Linked DNA regions of Homo sapiens: all the other regions are linked to region 3. The links are chromatin contacts, found by Hi-C or POLR2A ChIA-PET in ENCODE. All regions are on one chromosome and are shown on one strand. Each heading gives the region's core, a stretch centred on a gene start or an enhancer-like site at or near the end of the contact. The rest is flanking DNA. Distances are from core to core; before and after follow the strand shown. Region 1 holds the start of FAM120C (family with sequence similarity 120 member C). Region 2 holds the start of FGD1 (FYVE, RhoGEF and PH domain containing 1). Region 3 holds the start of WNK3 (WNK lysine deficient protein kinase 3).

What was found. Hi-C counts contacts between places; a loop is a spot of excess contacts on that map. ChIA-PET counts read pairs that join two places held with the same protein, here RNA polymerase II (POLR2A). Pooled maps may share reads with other maps.
Region 1: a loop to region 3 is called in a map of dorsolateral prefrontal cortex, with 5 times the contacts of the local background. The contact joins the promoter of FAM120C here to the promoter of WNK3 in region 3. A Hi-C loop is called at or near these places in 11 of 168 maps with a recorded cell type or tissue (A673, CD4-positive, alpha-beta T cell, CD4-positive, alpha-beta memory T cell and 8 more), 3 of 37 single-sample maps with no recorded cell type and 24 of 50 pooled maps. POLR2A ChIA-PET finds 5 or more read pairs at or near these places in 5 of 52 experiments (A549, HEK293T, WTC11 and 1 more).
Region 2: a loop to region 3 is called in a map of sigmoid colon, with 4 times the contacts of the local background. The contact joins the promoter of FGD1 here to the promoter of WNK3 in region 3. A Hi-C loop is called at or near these places in 2 of 168 maps with a recorded cell type or tissue (ascending aorta and sigmoid colon) and 9 of 50 pooled maps. POLR2A ChIA-PET finds 5 or more read pairs at or near these places in 1 of 52 experiments (WTC11).

The regions. Positions count from the first base shown.
Region 1 is chrX:54,181,837-54,185,094 of GRCh38, reverse strand. It overlaps FAM120C (family with sequence similarity 120 member C), which reads left to right and starts at 1,841. Exons shown (of 16, transcript NM_017848.6): 1 at 1,841-2,595. The coding sequence starts at 1,897. RefSeq lists silencers at 1,409-1,508, 2,079-2,288, 2,299-2,348.
Region 2 is chrX:54,494,216-54,497,805 of GRCh38, reverse strand. FGD1 (FYVE, RhoGEF and PH domain containing 1) reads left to right here and starts at 1,572. Exons shown (of 18, transcript NM_004463.3): 1 at 1,572-2,680. The coding sequence starts at 2,374. RefSeq lists a silencer at 1,460-1,509.
Region 3 is chrX:54,356,193-54,359,304 of GRCh38, reverse strand. It overlaps WNK3 (WNK lysine deficient protein kinase 3), which reads left to right and starts at 1,259. Exons shown (of 24, transcript NM_020922.5): 1 at 1,259-1,619.

The sequences.
Region 1 (3,258 bases), core at 592-3,091, 170 kb after region 3:
GCCCACCTCTGACCCAATAAGCTATGGTTATAGGAACACGACAGTTTTTGCCATAACCCTATAAATGGGGGAAGGTGGAGGGTCAATTCCCGGAAAAGAGGGGCTGGGCAGACCGTCCCACACGTGTCCATTATACTAAAAAACCTCCATTCCTTCCATCCTTCATCCCTTCAAGCCACTGCTCTCTCCTTTCACTGCTTGCTTTCAAGAGTTAACTATGTACACTGCCTTGCCATCTACTTATTCTTTGACAATCTGGCTTGTTCCATCTCCACTATTTTATAATTTCTTTTATGTAGCTTGAAGCTTTTTTGCTTTTGCATCCTAATAGAGTATTCCCCTATCTCATTCATCCCGATCACTCTTGGGTTCTGCACTTCTGCATTCTAACTCTGCCTGCCATTATCTCCCATCTTCCAGTAAGTTCCAAGCCAGATCTGGCTACTACTCATTTCAGATCTTGTTTTCTGCTTTATTCCTGCTGAAAGAGTGGGCCGGCCCTAAAAGCCAGAAAGAAGACAGGCACTGCATCTGTTTCATCTCAGTATGTTGAAAATACATTTTTCAAAAGATTATGACTCCATACATCTGAAATTAGAGCCCTTGCAGCTATTTAGAAAAGCTCCCGACAGACTAAAACACAATGAAGTTTGGAAACCAAAGGCCCTAACCATAGGACATAGTGGATCTAGGAGTACCAAAAAGGTACAATTTGTAATGTAATTTGTGTTGGTAATTATCTCCCTGCCCAAAGAGATGCTGAGGGCAAGGATATTCGATTTAACTTTGTCTCTGCATTGCCTTAGGCAAGTAAATAATGTAAGTTTCTTTTTATTTATTTATTTATTTTTGAGACGGAGTCTGGCTCTGTCACCAGGCTGGAGTACGGTGACATGATTTTGGCTCACTGCAACCTCCGCCTCCCAGGTTCAAGCGATTCTCCTGCCTCAGCTTCCCCAGTAGCTGGGATTACAGGCACGTGCCACCACGCCCGGCTACTTTTTGTATTTTTAGTAGAGACGGGGTTTCACCATGTTGGCCAGGATGGTCTCGATCTCCTAACCTCGTGATCTGCCCGCCTCGGAGGGATTACAGGCGTGAGCCACCGCGCCCGACCAGTTACGTCTTTCTTAATTGGGACCAACAGCTCTTTAAATATTATCTTTCCACTAAGGGGAAAATCCTCCCTCCTGGGGAGTTTTAGCTCACTTTAGCTGAATTCAGTCAATCCACTCTAACTTCCATTCCCATGATGCATCAATCCATCCCCCAAAACTCTTTTTCCAGGAAAAAGCAGTAAATAACCTAAGCAACTCAGTGAGATGCAAGGAGTTGGAGTGCAACTCCTAAACACTCATCATCACGCCCCGCTTCCTGTGACCCTGTGAGCACAAGGGCTGAGAAGGGTGGTAGTCTGGTTCCTCGACTATATCCTAAGGCCATAGAGAAGACTACAACTACCAAGATGCCCCTCTCCCCGCCCCGCCCCGCCCCTCCTCGCTCCCCTTCCTCCAGCTAGAAAGCGTGTACCACCGAGAAGACGAGGCAACATGGCTCCCGGAGGTGGAAGAAAGAGGCTTCACCCCTTCTAAAGCGGGAAGAAGAGCGGCCGGAAAGGAGAAAAAAGAGAAGTGACTAGAGCCCATCCTCGCTTTTATCCTCCCAGCCTCTCCCGGGTCCGGTCTGCCCCTCCCCTTCTCTCTACCCAAATCCAATTTGTGGTCTCCTCCCCTCCCCGCCCTCATTCCCTCGCTTCCTCACCCCTCCCCTCGGGAATCCTTTTCCCGCCCCCCCTCGCCCCCCGCGGAGTGCGCACGCGCCCGCCCCCAGCTTCGCGCCCAGATCGTCGCCTATCCTGCTTGCGCAGCCGCTATCGCGTCTGCCCACCGACGAAGCATGGGTGTCCAGGGCTTCCAAGAGTTCCTGGAGAAGCGCTGTCCCGGGGCCGTGGTGCCCGTGGACCTCCTAAAACTCGCGCGCACGGTCTCGCGCCAGCAGCAGCAGCAGCACTTGCACCGCCAGCTGCCGCCGACTGCAGCCCTAGCGCCCGGGGCTCCACGCGCCGCCAGGGGCTCCGTGCCTCTGCAACCGCCGCTTCCGCCCGCTGCCTTGGGTGCCTACTCCGGGGGCGCGGGGCCGACTCGGCACCATCACCCCGCTCACCACTTCCACCATCATGGCCAAGCGCAGCCCGGGCTGCACCCTCCGCTGCCGCCGCCGCCGCCCCCTCAGCTGCCCGGGGCCCGGGTGCTGGTGGACGCCGGCTCGGCGCTGCCGCGGCTCTATGGCGGCTACCAGACGGATTGGGTGTGTGGCGGCCAATGGAACGCCATGCTGGGCTACTTGTCAGCGCTGTGCCAGGCTTGTGCCTATCCTGGCGGCGACGGCCTGGAGCTCGTGGTCATGTTCCCGGGGGGCCTGGGCAAGGACCGGCTGGCCGAGTGGGGCCGTCGGTGCCAGGCCGAGCGGCAGACAGCGCAACTGATCGTGGGACACGTGGGCAACAAGGGCACCCCTCCACCGCGGGCCTGGTTCCTGCCACCGGCCTGCCTGAGCCACTGCGTGAGGCTAGCACTCATCCGCTTCCGGGTCAAGGTGAGGGAGGGGCCGGATCTTAAATAATAAGCCCCACACCTATTCCCTCCCAACTAAATACCTAACCACCTACCCACTTACCCACTACCCTACCTCCCATCTACCCACCCACCTACCCGCCCAACAGCTAACCTACCTGCCTAACTACCCTCTACCATTTTATCCATTTACCTCCCCCTTCATACCACCCCCTACGGATTCACTCACCTACATGGCCATATCTCTACTCATGTCATCCCAGTAGCTCCCTTTAGCTTCCCTTATCCAATTGGCCTACCACTAGGTTTCAGCAGAATCTAGTCAGAATTTCTTTTGTAGCCTCATCTTTCTCCTGGTGTCTTCTGCCTCAAACTGAAATGCCTTTACCCTGCTTTTGCCAGTTGACATCTCTCTCCTGTATCTCTTTCCAACCTCGCAGTAAATCACTTAAGCAGGTGTGAACTGAACACCTTTCTTCTACATTGTTTTTCCGTCTTCACCCACTGCTGCTTTTTTACCCATCTGTGTCCATTCAGCCTTTTTCATTTCAACATGCATCTTCTTCCTCCTGCCTTAGCCTAAACACATAAAAACCCACTGATTCAGTCACTGTTCAGCAAGTATTAACTCACTGAGTGTAAGGGTTTTAAAGACATGTGAGACACTGCTCATGCCCTTGGAAAG
Region 2 (3,590 bases), core at 323-2,822, 140 kb before region 3:
CGCCACTGCACTCCAGCCTAGGCGACAGAGCAAGACTCTGTCTCAGAAAGAAAGAAAGAAAAAAAAATCACATGTAGAGAGAGGACAAGAGCGCTCAGGCCAAAGCCCTGAAGAGCACCAGCATAAAGCGTTGGACAAAGAGGAGCCTGGAAAGTAAAAAAAGAATTACTAAGGAAGTAGAAGAAAAACAAGGAAAGTGCAGTGTCATGGAAGTGGTTTAAGGAGGAGGGAGTGGTCAACAGTGCCAAATGCTATCAAGAAACCAAGTAGGATAACCTCTGAAAAGATTCTATGGGGGCTGGGCGCGGTGGCTGACGCCTGTAATCCCAGCACTTTGGGAGACAGAGGCCGGCGAATTACAAGGTTAGAAGTTCGAGACAAGCCTGGCCAGTATGGTGAAACCCCGTCTCTACTAAAAATACAAAAAAATAGCTGGGCGTAGCTACTCGGGAGGCTGAGGCAGAAGAATCGCTTGAACCCAGGAGGCGGAGATTGTAGTGAGCCGAGATCGTGCCGCTGCATTCCAGCCTGGGCGACAGAGTGAGACTCTTGTCTCAAAAAAAAAAAAAAAGAAAAGATTCTATGGGATTTAGTGAGATGTTTCATGGCAGACCCTGATGAGAGAGAGCAGTTTCAAGCAAGTAGTGGAGGCAGATTGGAGTGGGTTGAAAGATAAGTGGGAGGTGGGAAAATGAAGACAGTTGGGTGTAGGCAACTCTTTTGAGAAGTTTGTAGAAGAGAAGAGAAGGAGGTGGTTGGAGAGGCAGAATTCTTGGTAATTGTTTATTTGTTTTTAGATGGAAGAGGTCTATGTTTAGATGCTGTTGGGAAGGAGCAAGGACAAATTCCTAGGCTTCGTAGCAAAAAGTCAAGAGCTTCCTCTACGGTGGCTCTGTTTACTCTCTGCAGCAGGTCAGGTTATTTGCTGAGGGTTACAGGGCAGATGGAGCACTTGGGGTTTGAGGGGAAAGGAGAAGGTTTGAAATGGTCACTGTGGAGAACAGAGGGAGAGCTGACTAGTAGGGTTGTGGGTCAAAACTGAGGGCCTGGTAGAAGCTGGGAACCATGGGTTTATAGTGGCACAAATCTGTGAAGTTGAATAGTTTTCCCCAGCAATGTTTAGCTGCCTGGGCGCAGGCATGGAAAAGGCGGACAGTTGGACCGATTCAAGACTGGGATGTTGCCAGGCGGATGCGACAAATCAGGGAACTGAGGGTATTTAAGAAAGTGACTAAGTAAGGGACCAAGATATCTGGTCTGAGCAAAGTGAAGGAGAATCAGAGACAGGTCCTCTATGAGCCAAGCCCTAGGAACACTCAGGAACATGAAGAAAGGGTTTTGGAAAAGAGAGTGAACGGCAAGCAGAGGGGGGAAGACCTGAGATGGGATGGAAGGGCAGATATGGGGGGAGGGGGTTGAGCCCGGAGACTTGCCTGTGGGGAAAGCAGGCTGAGGGGGAATTTTTTAAGGGGCAGGAGGGCCTTGAGAGCGGTAGCAGCGAGAAGTGAGGCGGCCCCGAGCGAGGGGGCGTGGTCAGGCGCAAATCCCGGGCGAGGGGGCGGGGCCCCGGTAACTGGGTCCCAGTGCCGCTGTGGCTGCGGCTGCCTCTGCGAGGCTCCCGCCTCCCCACCCCCCTTCCCAGGGCTCCTTCCCGCCCGCCGCCGCCGAGACCCAGGCTGAAGCTGGGGAGGACGGTGGAGCCCGGCCCAGGCCGTTCTCCTGCCCCCGCGGCTGGAGCATCGTCTGGGACTACTGGCTGAAGGCGAGCCCCGCAGCCCAAGCGCAGCGCACACGCGCGCCCCCGGCCACCGCCGTTCTCTCTTCCCTCCCCTCCTCTCCCCTCCCCTCTCCTCCGCCCCCGGCCTCGGCTGCGGCGGGAGGAAGAACGCTTCCCAACCAGCCAGGAGAGCCCAGATCTATTCCCATTCGGGGAGAAAGAAGAGACCCCGCACTTGGATCCGACCGACTTCTCGCCCCGGGGCCACGGAAGTGGCTCGCCGTCCACCGGAGAGTCCCCGCCGAGCGTAGCCCTCCAACCCTCGCCCAACCGCAGCCGCATAGACAGCGCTCCCCAGCGGGCCCCCGGCCCCGCCGAGCCCACTCCCCGCGCGGGGCCGGGGCCGGGGCCGGCGATGCCTGGCACGGCAGCGGCGGTGGCCGCGGCTGCTGCTGCTGCTACTGCCACCGCTGCCACGGCTGCTGGCCCGGGCCCGGGCTGGGGGCTTGAGTCTCTGCAGTGGGGCTGAGCCCGCAGTCCCGCCCCCCGATCCTGAGGCCGCTGCTCCGCCGGGCGCCGGGCCTCCTCCGCCCGCGCCTCCGCCCCAGGAGCTGGAGCCAAGCGGGGAGCTCGGGCCCCGCGCCCAGGCCCGGACCATGCATGGCCACCGAGCCCCGGGGGGCGCCGGGCCTTCGGAGCCCGAACACCCGGCCACGAACCCGCCGGGCGCCGCTCCGCCGGCCTGTGCCGACTCGGACCCTGGAGCCTCGGAACCCGGACTGCTGGCGCGCAGGGGCTCAGGTTCGGCTCTTGGCGGCCCACTGGATCCCCAGTTTGTCGGACCCTCGGACACCAGCCTGGGCGCTGCTCCAGGCCACCGGGTCTTGCCCTGCGGTCCCAGTCCACAGCACCACCGGGCCCTGCGCTTCTCTTACCACCTGGAGGGCTCGCAGCCTCGGCCTGGTGAGTGAGCGACTGAGAGAGCATGGGAGCCCGGGCCACGGGCCTGGTACTGGGAGCGGGTTCTTGTTCTCGAGCCCTCTAAGCCCCACCTCGGAACAGGCTCGCTTACCTCGGCCCTTTGGGTTCCCTCAAACCCCTCCTCCTCCCCACGTCCCTTGGCCTTATGTCCAGTCCTTTCAACCTCTGTCCCCATCTCCTCTCTCTGTCCCTTGTGCCCCTCAACCTCTCCAACCCCCTTCTCCTCTGTCTGCTGAGGCTAATGGGAGAGGGAGCACTCGCGAGAAAAAGAGGGAGGATTGCAAGGCAGCAATCCTTGGATATTTGGTTGGGGAAACCAGGGTTTCGTTTGGAGAACAGAAGAAAAAAAGGAGCCTTACATTTGCCAAGCGCCTACATTGTACCAGGCACTGGACTGGGTGCTTTACATGGATTTTCATTTCAGCTTCAGGAACCCTCATGAAGTAGATACCATTAGTCCCATTTTGTAGGGAAGGAAACTGAAGCTCAGAGAAGTTAAGCAACTTGCCCAAGGTCACACAGCTAGTATGGAGCCACGATTCAAACCAGATCTGTTTGTGTCCAAAGTCTGTGGTCTTTCTGCTTCCCCAAACTGAGGCTGGAGACCATGAAAGTAATGCCAAGCCTTCTGCTTATGTGATTTTCTCCTGTACTATTCAGCAGCCCTGGAGTATGAGCGGAAAAAAAAAAAAAAAAAAAAAAAAAGAAAGACGGTGGATTGATCCAAGGTTGAGATTTTGCCAGGTGTGTGTGGCGGGAGAACAAGGGAAGGAAGGAGTAGAAGGTGCTGAGAGAGAAAGGTGGAAGAGGTGGGCCTTGGGAGTCAGGCTAGAGGAGAAGGCTGGAGGGGCTGATAGGTAGGGAGACAGCAGAAAAGCCAACAGAGGCAGAA
Region 3 (3,112 bases), core at 10-2,509:
CAATTCATGTCCATTTCCCCTCCTGAGCCTCAATTTCCTCCTCTGTCGGGCCGGGATTATTCATGGGAGAATGACGGAAACAATTCTATACTGCTTCTGGCATAGCACAGGAAGCAGTTTGAAGCCGCTGCGCCGAGGCTAACATGTACCGAAAGCTCGAAGGAGGCAGCATTCACTACCAGCTAGAGGATCTGGGAGTTTTTCAAGGAGGTGGCCGGTGGGAGACACAGAGAGCCAGTCTCAGTGGGAGGCAGCCTTTCCGCATGCGCGCGCTCTAGAAGCCTGGCGGCGGCGAGGGGGCGGGACCAGGTCTCTGAAGGGGTTGCTATGGCACCAAGGGGCCGAGGAGGTTCACCGAACCCTTAAAACCATTGCTCCCTCCCCCACCTGCCACCATCAGGGCCGAGGGCCATTGTTCCCGGCAAAATGGCGTCGGAAATCCCCCTCCCGGTCAGAGGCCTAAGTAAAACTGAGGGTGGGAGTCGGACCATAGGTGGGAAGAAAAACTACAATTCCCAGGGTACATCGCACCCGTCTGCGAGGCGCAGGGCACGTGCCCAGGCCTAGCGGTTACATGCCGTCAAAAATCAGTTTCATAGCTTCCCTTTCCCATCCCTGCTTTGGTCGTTTCCCAGCCCCCGCGCGCGCGCACTGCGGTCCTGGGGGGCGGGGGAGACATGCCGTGGCTGTTGCCCCCGCAACGTAACTGGGAGGCCAGTATTTGTAAATCGGTGCTTCGACTTCTAATCCCAAAGCCGGCAGGTATGGGTCTCGCGAGAAATCCCGGGAGTTGGAAAAAGGGAGTCAGGGGTGGCGGGCGAAAAGGTGCCGGCGGGTACCACCTCCTAACAGCGGCGCTACAGCATTCAGAGGCTCGCGGAGACCCAAGGGTGGGCAGTGGGGGGCTAGGAAGTAGTGTGTGCTTGGACTTTTCTTCTTCTTCTTCTTCTCTGAGGGGAGAGGGTAGAGCAGCTGAGAGAGAGCGAGAGCGCTTCGGAACACACAGGAGATGTCGCGCGTGCTTCCTCTAAGAGATTTTCTCTTTGGAATGGGGAGAAGCCTTTCTCCTCGACGCGCATCCCTCTCTCCCGCGGCGCCGAGGGGGGCGGGAGGCGTGCGCGCACTCTAGTTGGCTGGCCACTCGGCACCTCGCTGCGATAGGGGCGGTTCCGAGTTGGGGCTGCTCCGTTGGCTTTCTCCGCCCCTCCCCCTCTTCTGTTCTCCCCTCCCTTCCCCGCCCCCCCTCCGCCCCTCTCTCCTACCCGTCCGAATTCCCTGGCTGGAGTACGCGTGCGTCTGCTCAGCTCCGGGCCGAGCGCGAGCTTGGGCTCGTACCCCGCTCCCCTCTCTCCGCCCGCTCTTTACCTACCGGCCGTAGCTGGCCCGGTGGGCTCGCGGGGAGACGCTCGCGCGCGCAAGCGCACACGACGCGGAGCGGAGCTCGAGACATCGAGGAGAGGAGTAAGAAGCATCGGAGGAGGCGATCGAGGAGGAGGCGGTGTGTGTGTATGTGTCTATTCTACGGTGTGGCTCGTCGTGGGGCGAGAGGAGGCTCGAGAGAGGGCGAGGGAGAAGCGAAAAGAGTAAGAGAGTCTTCCTTTGCGAGAGCCTCTAATCTGGTGAGGGTCCCGGGCCGGCCGGGGCGCTAGGAGAGAGGGAGGAGGCCGGGGGGCGTGTCTGGGATCGGGCTGAGAGATGAATGGGCCAGGGATGAATGGAGGGAGGCAGCGGCGGCCAAGAGTCTGTTAGGAGTAAGCGCCCTAGCGGGGGGCGGCTTGACCGAAGCAGGGTGAGTGCCTTCACCAGTCGGTACCGGACGAGGCCGGGCTCCGGGCTAAGGGGCTGTCGAAACTGCTGAATAGGCGGAGAGGAAAATGAACAGGGGGAAAGTGGGGAAGGGCAGGTTTGAGGCTGAGGTGCGTTTTTTGTTTTGTTTTCTTTTTTGTTTTTGATTTTTTTTTTGGTTGTTGTTGAGGGGTGACAACTTTGGGAGCTGATGGAAGACCAGGGGACGGGGAAGGTGAGGAGGATACAGGAGGGGGACAGGAGACGGTTGACAAAGGACTGAGTGATCACTTAAGTGAGATTGAAGCTACTGAAAGGGAAGATCGCTTCGGGTGTGGGAAGTTCAGTTGTATTGATGGGAATAGGATGAAGGAAAGAGTAGATTTATTTCAGAGGTTCAGCTGATGTGTGAGGGACAGGATGGGGTGAGAAATATTGCTGGCTTGTGTAAATGTGTTAGGCTCAAGGAGATTCTGAGGTGTTATTTGGGAAGGGGTGGTGTGTGTTGTGTGACTGACAGGTTGGGGATGGGGAGGAGATGGTATGATAGGTGAGGATGAAAGTGGTGAGGTGGCTTCACTGTACTGAAAGAGGTTTTGTTTGACTAGTTAAAAGTGGTGAAACATTTATATAATGGGGTGGGGGTGGAAATCCTGCACGTGAGTATCTCCGTATCTTGGGGGTTGAGAGACTGTTAAAATGAGACTGAACCCTCAAAACAGATGCGAATAGTATGGCTATTTTTTCTTAAGAGTTACTGTTGATTGAGACAATTATATGAATAAAACAGCTTTTGAGTTGTGAAAATCTTCTGCATAGTAGTGATTGTATCCAATTTTTGGAGATACCGTTATCTGTTTTTCATCTATAGTAAGTTGTAATACCAAGAGAACTTTTGAAGAGGTCTTAGTATGTGACAGAGCAGCGGGTGTCTTTTAAGACGGTCTCTATCCTTTGGATTGATGAGTTTAAAAATTGTTTAAACTCGACAGCTCAAGGGAAAGATACCTTGCATTAAAGGATAGCAAAAATGCACTAAAGCTTAGCCGGGCGTGGTGGAGCGTGCCTGTAATCCCAGCTACTTGGGAGGCTGAGGCAGAAGAATCTCTTGAACCTGGGAGGCAGAGGTTGCAGCTAGCCAAGATTGTGCCACTGCACTCTAGCCTGGGCGACAGAGCGAGACTCTGTCTTAAAAAATCCACTAAAGCTGACTTTGAACTAAAATAATTGTACATTTTTTTTGGTCATTACGAATTTATCTTTGAAAATTGGCACTCGCTTTTTGGTGTGAGTTTAAATTACAACAGATTACGTGAACATTTTGTTC